3 separate regions of the Mus musculus genome follow, and all the other regions are linked to region 2. Evidence: chromatin contacts called from ENCODE Hi-C or POLR2A ChIA-PET data. All regions are on one chromosome and are shown on one strand. Each heading gives the region's core, a stretch centred on a gene start or an enhancer-like site at or near the end of the contact. The rest is flanking DNA. Distances are from core to core; before and after follow the strand shown. Region 1 holds the start of Bex3 (brain expressed X-linked 3). Region 2 holds the start of Tceal8 (transcription elongation factor A (SII)-like 8). Region 3 holds the start of Tceal9 (transcription elongation factor A like 9).

Region 1 (2,700 bases), core at 167-2,666, 98 kb before region 2:
AAGTCAAGGCATAAGGCAGAATTCATCATGGTGATCGTGGTGGTTAGACAGCTCCCCCATAAGGATGCGTAGACAATTTCTCAGCTGTAGCTCCCTAAGCTTTCTCCGGATCTCTCTCATCTCCTCCATGAACATTTCCATATCATCTCCATCTCCACCCAACCCGTCATTCATCTGCCTGTTGGGAATGGCCCATCGGAAGTTAGGGGCAAGTCGGCGAGCCTGGCCTCTTCGGTGGTGGTTGTGGTTATGGTTGTGGTTGTTGTTGTTGTTGTTTGCAGCAGGCTGGTGGCCCTCACCTCCTCCCACAGGGCGGTCTTCCTGTCCATTCTGCAGGGGCTGCTCCATCTCTTCGTTTTCCTGGTGGACATTGGCCATGATGAGATTTTGTTTCCTGGTTGCTATTCTTTGAACACAAGCAAGACAGGGCAAGGGGAGGAAAAAAAAAAAAAAACCCAAACTGAATGCTCGATGCAGTGACCAGCAAAAGTCAGAGATTAACAACAAGGATTTTCATTATTATTTTTTTCCCACCTTAGAGTCTCCAGGCAACCTCTAGGGAGCCTCCATTTCGAGCCCCTCCCCCCTCCCAGCTCTCTGTCCCCTCCCTCCCCCAAAGCCCACCATTTTTTATTTCCCAGGATCCTTTCCCTGAGCTTTCAGCCACCAAAATGGAGGACTGAGAAGAAGAGTAGTGTGGAGTGGGGGCTCTCACAGGGGTCCTAGACAGGGCTTTCCCCAACCTCCCCCAGCCACCCACCCCACCCCCACCGCCACTGAACCAACCTGGGCCTATCCCTTGCGGCGTAGTCCTCCTGTCAATTCCCGCTGCCGCCTGGACTCTCGGCTTCCAGTCAATCTGCAGACAGGGTGGGATGGGAAGGACTGGGCGCCGAGCTCAGCACCGCACCCGCCTTCCTCGGACCCACCGCCCATCCCCCTACACGGCCGCCCACGATCTCTAGCAGCCCCGTCCCCATCCCCGTCCCCATCCCCGTCCCCATCCCCGTCCCCATCCCCGTCCCCATCCCCATCCCCGTCCCCGTCCCCGTCCCCGTCCCCGCTCTCCGGGGCTCGCTCTAGCGCTCTCCGCTGCGGGCCCGCCCAGCCGCCCCTCTCCCGGGACCCCCGCGCCGTCCCCGCCCCTGAGCCCGGGCGTCCCTTCCCGGGCGCAGCCGGGGTTCCCCGCGCGGTGCACAAAGCCGCGGTGCGCGCCCGCCCGTCGCGAGGCTGTCGCCCGCAGGGCCGCGGCGTGCAGGCCCCTTACCTGTCCCGCTCGCCTCGGGCCCGCTGCCAGCCCGCCGCGCGCAGAGGAGCTCCGAGCTGCTGGCCAGACGCTCGTGACGACTGCACCCAAGGCTGCGTCGCTCTGCAGCCCCGGGTCACGTGAGGGCCCTGCGTCACTGCCAAGCCCGCTCCCCCTGTTCGGGAGGCCAGTGCGACAGGAGGCCCCGCCCCCGCCTCCCCGCCGCCAGTGCTCACCTCGGGCCCCACCCGTCACTCATCCGGATCCTCACCAATCTGAGGAACCACAAGTGGCATCACCATCAGGAGGTTGGACATCTCCCTTCCCTGTTACCAGGGAGGGTCTGCACCATCCTCTATGTCTCCCTCCCACTATAGCCAGGTCTTGGCTTTGGCCTTCTTTGAGATTCCTCTCCACCTTATCCAAATGTTTTCTCCAGAACTTCTCCCCATAACACACCAAGAGATAGAGAGTGGGGTAGACTGTACATATTTCTCTTTATTTCCTTAAAACATACACACACAGGTACACACACACATACACAACCCCACACACAAGCGCGCGGGTACACACACACACACACACATAGGCATGATCAGCATGATTTAGAAAATTCAAAATTATAAGGACCACTCCTTTTTTGGAACGCTGGGGATTGATCCTCTAGCTTAATAATTGCTGGACAAGCTGTCTTCTACCGAGGTGTATTTACAGACCGCTCCAGCCCCTGCCCCCCAACACACACACTTTTTAAACTAAAAAGAAAAAAGAGTACAGTGCCTGTCTATGTTGTTGGGGCTGCCCTTGAATTTCATTCCTTCTACATCAGCCTCCCTTGTAGCTAAGGTTAAAAGGCTTGCACTATCAAGGCTGGTGAGTTTTCAGTTTTGAAAAAAAAAATATGCTTCATTCTGCAAAATGAAAAGAAAAAAAAGTGCTATTTATACTATCACACAGAAAAATATCTTCTCTAGGTTTGGGGTGTCAGTTTTGAAATACCCTGTACTCGTCTGTTACAATTTTTTCTTTAAAAAGAAAGGACACTTGCTGAATACAACTAATGCTTTAAAACAATTCTGGAATCGTTCCTACAGAAAGAAGTCATACTTTTCTATGATTTTGGAGGTGTGGCAGGTTCTCAGTTGTAATCCCTGACTATATGGAGCTCACTCTATTTAACAGGATGCCCTCAAATTTGGGGTGATCTTCCCTGCCTCTGCCTCCTCCTTCTGCCTCCCAAGGCCTGGTGTTATCTGAGATGTCTCTGATTCCACAGTCCTCAGGAAAAAGAGCCATTTGAATTCTTGGCTTTCCTCTCCAAGCCTTTCAACCCACCCTATAAATAATAAGCTGAGAAATATAACATATCTAGAAGTTATCCCCAAACCTTCTACTCTGGTATAAATGCCTCAAGAAATATTAGAACTAAGCAAAGGATGGATGAACTTGGTGTG
Region 2 (2,700 bases), core at 131-2,630:
TATTAGACTTTCTTGTTTTCATTTCTGAATGTTATACTGTGCCTACATGTAAATTCGTTTATATACATATATATTATCGACTAGGTTTTGCTTATGGGGAAGACTATGTGATTTATTTTCCTTCTGATACTGTGTGATCTCAGTGAATATTAAACATTCTAAGTGCGTTTATTTTCCTGAAAATTTTGTAACAACATTTTTTCATTCTTTTTTTTTTTTAAGCTGAACATTATTCCTTGCTATGGTGAAGAAAGCAGCAGTGAACATGTGGTGTACATAGCTCTATGGTAGGGTATGGAGTTCTCTGAGATGGCTCTTGTTTTAATGGAGCACTTTGAATCCTACCAGGGTATCTAGAGTTCCACGAATGAATGAATGAATGAATGAATGGAAAACCCTACATGCTTAATAAGCCCCACAGTCAATAGTGACATACAAAGAGTTACCTCCTTTCTGCTTCATTGTGAGCGCTCTTTCCTTACAAACATTCTGTTCTTAATAACAAAAGTTTACCAACAAACATATTTCGTTGAGTCCCACGAAAGTTCACTGAGTGAAAAGCAGGCTTTTCTGTTTAACAAAGACACTGGCTCCCACAAAGGACAAGGAAAAGAAGTCTGTCTGAAGCCTTTATTTGCAAGTGGGAGCTGCCAGCAGTCATCAATTAAAAGTTCAGACGTCTAATAATAGCCTAAGCTCAGGCAAAGAGAGTCGTGGATTGCGGAGACAAAACTAACGAAACAAATCGGCTGTTTTCAGAGTCGGTTTGCAAACGATGCCATTTTAGTAAGATTTTTAAAAAACCCCAACACATCAATATGTTGTAAATACTGTGCTTTCACTTGCAGTCATTAGAATACTTTTTGAAACCTTAAAATTGATTTAATGAAGTTATTTTCTCCTCATCTAGTGTGAAATAGTGAATATGAAGTATCTCTTTTTAAATATCATTTTAAACCCTGATTCTTACAACAGAACACCACAGAAAACGACTCAAGAAGCTAAACATCCCTTCCTTAGGCTTTTATTCTTCCGCTACCCCCACAAGCGCACATCTACAACCTTCCCCCATTTTAAAGACAGAGAAGCTTCCCAGAGAAATGGTGGACTGTAGGATTTGGTGGGGGGAGGGGAAGGGAAGTATAGGGAGCAAGGGAGAGAAAGAGCTGACTTCCCAAATTAGGAGAATTGGTCGACGTACCCTAAAAGACTGCTCTTTTCCTGGTAATCTGAGTAAGGTGAATAGATACTACTTGGTGACGAGACGAGTTTTATTGTCTCCTATTGGCAAATAGGAAAAAAGATTGACAGTATCTAGTGAAGGGAATGTAGGGGGCGGGCTGCATGTTAATGGGAGGGGTAACCAAAGGCTGGAGCTCATTGATGACGCGATCCTCACGTGACCAGCAGTCGACGTGTGCAGAAGTCCTTATAGTCTAGGCCCAGTTCCCCAGTAGCAGCTCTGTCCTGCTAGAGAAGAGTGGCCCAGCTACTTCCAGGTACTTTAATAGTGGGCGCTGGCTTAAGAGATCATAGGGTGGAGGGAGCAGAGAACAGAAAGCACGCTCATCCCGCACTCTTTCTCTTATCCTAGGGTTCTGCTAAACTATTTTGTGCGAGAGGTTTGGGGCTGCTTGATGAGGGATGGGGCAGATTGGGAGGGAGGTAGCTAACCGAGTCCGGCAGAGAAAGAAAAGAGACGGGGAAAGGAGAACTGCGAGAGACGGAGAGAAGAAACAATAACACTGTGGGGAAAACTTGTCTGATTCTTTGCCCTCTTGCTGGGAAACAGGGTACAGATGAAGGCGGGGTTGCCACAAAGGGAGGGAGAAGAGGGGGATGTGGAAAAACTTTGTGCTATCCGTTAGCAAGACCTTTTGATTTAGGCACTAGTGTGCTCACCAAGAACTCCTGTCTTTCTTCAGCACTCTTGATCTTTTGAGCGCGACATAAATCGAGGTGCAAGAAGAGAGGAAAATCTCCAGGTACCTACAGGTCAGTGCAAGGGTGCAATTGCTTCAGGTCCCTTTGGGTGGGGGTAGGAGTGTGGAAGACACCAAAGCACATCCCAGGGGCGTCACGGCTGCCTCCCATCCGGATTAAGCACAGAAGGCCCCTGCAAATCCTGCTGCGGAAATGGGGTGAAGGAAGGAAAGGGAGAGGCTAAAGACATTTAAAAGAGAGAGGAGACCGCTGACCTGACTGTTGCTGGTGAGAAGCTGAGGATGGGATGACTTGGAAAAGCCCGAAAGGGCGGGAGTGTTAGAGCCATGTGGTGAGGGAAGGGTTAATTGCTTCCACGCCGCTCCCATTTCAGTGCTAGGAGAGGTTTGTTGCAGGGCCTGCTGGGAAAATGGTGGGCTGGAGCCGGGACAGGAGAAGATGGAGTTGGAGAGCAAGGGGGGGGTGGGGGGGGTGGAGGAAGGGGTGGAGTCAGGAGCTCAGAACCTGACTTGTCTAGTTAGAAAACTTTTTGGCAATTAAGTGACCTGAAACAAAAGTCAGTCGCTATGGGAACACAAAAGCTTGTCCATCTGCCTGACACCTAGTCGGTTTTGTTTCCTTGTTTTTATCCCCCTAGGATTAATTCATTAAGAAAATAATCAACATGCAAAAGTCTTGTGACGAGAACGAAGGAACACCCCAGAACACACCAAAAGCAGACGAAGGCCATCCTTCAGAAGATCCACCACAGCAGGC
Region 3 (2,700 bases), core at 192-2,691, 73 kb before region 2:
GACCGGATCAGCCTCTCCCGAAAAGTTTCTTCGGATTTCTCCTCCTCCTCGGGTTCCTGCCCCTCCTCGGGCTTTTCCTCCGGCTTTGGCTCTTCCTCAGGCTTTGGCTCATCCTCCTTTTCTAGGTTTCCTTCCATTTTTTGGCAGGGTTTCATCTTGTGTCTGCTTCTCTTCTTTGCTGCTTCCTGCAGAATACGGGAATGCAATGATTTCTAGGAAGCGAGGGGGGAGGGGAGGGGGAGGGGGAGGAGGAGGAGGAGGAGGAGGAGGAGGTGGTGGTAGATGGAAGACTTGGTAGATGGGCAGGTGCTGTGCACAAAGGTCTCCTCACCGTTTGCTTACGCCCTCCCCATCCCACCCCCCCTCCGTCCACTCTTGCCCCCTCCCGCTCTCCCTCTCCCCACTTCCCTCTTTCCCCTCCTCTCTTCCCCCCACCCTCGTTCGGTCTAACTGCCCTCACCAGATACCTTCCACCTGAGAAACCCAGTCCGCAATCAAGGTTTCCCTGTCCCCGCCCCTCTTACCTCCATTTTCCACCCCCTCCCCTCTCTAGTCCCTCCCTCCAGCATTTTCCAAGGCCTTCCTTCCCGCCTCCCGCCCCAGCCCTCCACAAATCTTTCTCCCTCCCAGGCCTAACACAGGCCCCTCCGAAAGGGGTGGGGGGAAGGGAGAGGGGACTGGGGCCTTCAGCCTCTGCAGGCCTTCACCGACCCATATCCTGGGGGAGTCTTTTATAAAGTTCCCCCTCACTTACCAGGTACAGATCTGGTCGATTTCTTTTTCCTACTTATTTTAGCCTGGTGCGGTACAAAGAACAAACCTGCAGGCAAACGGAGAAGGGAGGGGATGTTGGGGGTGGGGCAAGCAAGCCCTCGGTGCTCAGCAGAGCACTACCACGGACCCAGCTCGCCGAGCTCTCCGCATTTAAGGGCTTGCTTATGGAAGTTTCCCACCCTTTGTTTCCCAAAGGACTCCTCCTTCCCACCCCGCAAGTTAGCCTGTCTTTCTCACCAGACAGAGGGTAAAAAGGAGCTATTCTTCCCCAACTATCTGTAGATCCGAGACGAGGTTTGGGAAGCAAAGTGGGGGTCCAAAATCTCAGAGTATGATTATTTTGGAATCGTCACAGCCCCCCTTGTTTTCTCTTGGGACCCCCTAGTCGTTTCACAAGTGTCCTTTCCTGAAGAATTAAAGGTACGAGGTGGAGGGACAGACTTAACCAGGACTCAAGTCACTACCCTAGACCACTGTAAACTACAAAAATCCTTGGCAGTAACGGCTTAAAACACTAACCTGATGAATTGAAGCAAGCTGTCTCTTCTGGCCGCTGGCCTCTCGCACCACCGTCTGCAAGGCTAAAGGGAGCTGGTACCCAGATGGAAACAAGGACCAGACTAGCAGGATTTCTGCACACGTCGACTCCTGGTCACATGAGATCTACGTCACCAGTGAGGTCCGGTCCCCGATCTCCACTCCCACAAAAAGCGCGGCAGATGTGGCCCCGCCCTCCGCTCCCATCTACCACCCCCTCTCTAAACATTCATTTGGCCTTGTCAGTCTTTTCTGGAGGAAGAAAAAAAAAGAATGTGCGGATTGGTTTTATTGTTGTTGTTCTTTTTGCAGCTCTCTGATTACTAAAGAGGAGCGTCATATTTTTTGAAGCTACGGAACTTTTCGGCTTCTTTTAATAATAGGCTCTTCCTGTCTCACGCTCCTAACTGCCAGTACCACTCACCCCCCACCTAGCTTTCCTTAGCCCCTCCTCCTTCATCTGAAACGCACTCCTTTGTTGTGGAGCCAGGTAGGTAGGTCAGAAAGCAGTGGGAGAGGGGGAATCTTGAAATAGAAGTGGGATTTTTCTTTAAGGCAACTTAAACTTTATTCTTAATACGTCTGTAGTCTTTTCGAAAGTAATGTTGTTTTACAGTCAGAAGTGACAGCCAAATTACTTTAGATACATTTGTGAATTCATACATGTTCATTTCTTATACTAGTGCCTAGTGTTTTTTAGTAAATGCATTCAAAGTATATGCCTTTACATTTTTTATTATATTGTGGTGTTACTTGGGGGAATTATTTAAAAAGAAGAAAAATCATGTTTAACTCTAGAGGCCTGCTGGTGGTATTATTACCAAGAAGTGGTGTCGCCTGAAGAATCGCTGCTTCAACACTTGCCAGCATAGATTGTTCGAAAACAGTCGCCTCATCTTAAAGAAAGTAACACTTTATATACACCACGAATTGTTGGACTGTCTTAACAATATGTGTCTGCTCTAAATCGCTTAGCTCATAGAAAACTTTCAACATTTACTTATTCCCATTTTATTTCATATATATGCATATCTCACTCACGCTGGAGTGAGACTGGATATAGTATAATTATGTTCCCCTTTAACAGGAGGACTCTAGCTTCTTTATCTTGTACTTGACTTTAAATTAAACTTTAAACTTGACTAGTCAAGTTGCTAGTTTTATGATGATGATGGTTGCTTGGGTTAAGGACTTAAAAGCCTCTATAGGTGAAAGTATTGGCTGCTCACTTGGTTACATATACCTAGTAAGTGTCTAAAATGTCTAAAAAATATATTTTAAAACTTGGCATTGCTGCTTTCAAACTGTATCTTCTGTTTGGTCATCTTAACCTTTGAGTCAGATTTCTGCTCAATTTTACATGTAGACATAGCAGTCATTTAAGATGTG

What was found. A loop is a pair of places that touch in the nucleus more often than their neighbours do. ChIA-PET counts read pairs that join two places held with the same protein, here RNA polymerase II (POLR2A).
Region 1: POLR2A ChIA-PET joins it to region 2 with 18 read pairs in embryonic stem cell. The contact joins the promoter of Bex3 here to the promoter of Tceal8 in region 2. POLR2A ChIA-PET finds 5 or more read pairs at or near these places in 4 of 5 experiments (Patski and embryonic stem cell).
Region 3: a map of heart shows a loop between it and region 2 (2.7-fold over the local background). The contact joins the promoter of Tceal9 here to the promoter of Tceal8 in region 2. A Hi-C loop is called at or near these places in 1 of 37 maps with a recorded cell type or tissue (heart). POLR2A ChIA-PET finds 5 or more read pairs at or near these places in 4 of 5 experiments (Patski and embryonic stem cell).

The regions. Positions count from the first base shown.
Region 1 is chrX:136,268,969-136,271,668 of GRCm38, reverse strand. It overlaps Bex3 (brain expressed X-linked 3), which reads right to left and starts at 1,416. Exons shown (of 3, transcript NM_009750.2): 1 at 1,268-1,416; 2 at 787-859; 3 at 1-406. The coding sequence starts at 378. The coding sequence ends at 4.
Region 2 is chrX:136,170,931-136,173,630 of GRCm38, reverse strand. Tceal8 (transcription elongation factor A (SII)-like 8) reads left to right here and starts at 1,380. Exons shown (of 3, transcript NM_025703.3): 1 at 1,380-1,499; 2 at 1,926-1,995; 3 at 2,582-2,700. The coding sequence starts at 2,609.
Region 3 is chrX:136,243,821-136,246,520 of GRCm38, reverse strand. It overlaps Tceal9 (transcription elongation factor A like 9), which reads right to left and starts at 1,441. Exons shown (of 3, transcript NM_011712.2): 1 at 1,294-1,441; 2 at 755-820; 3 at 1-185. The coding sequence starts at 155. Gm39535 (a long non-coding RNA gene) reads left to right here and starts at 1,484. Exons shown (of 2, transcript XR_878245.2): 1 at 1,484-1,801.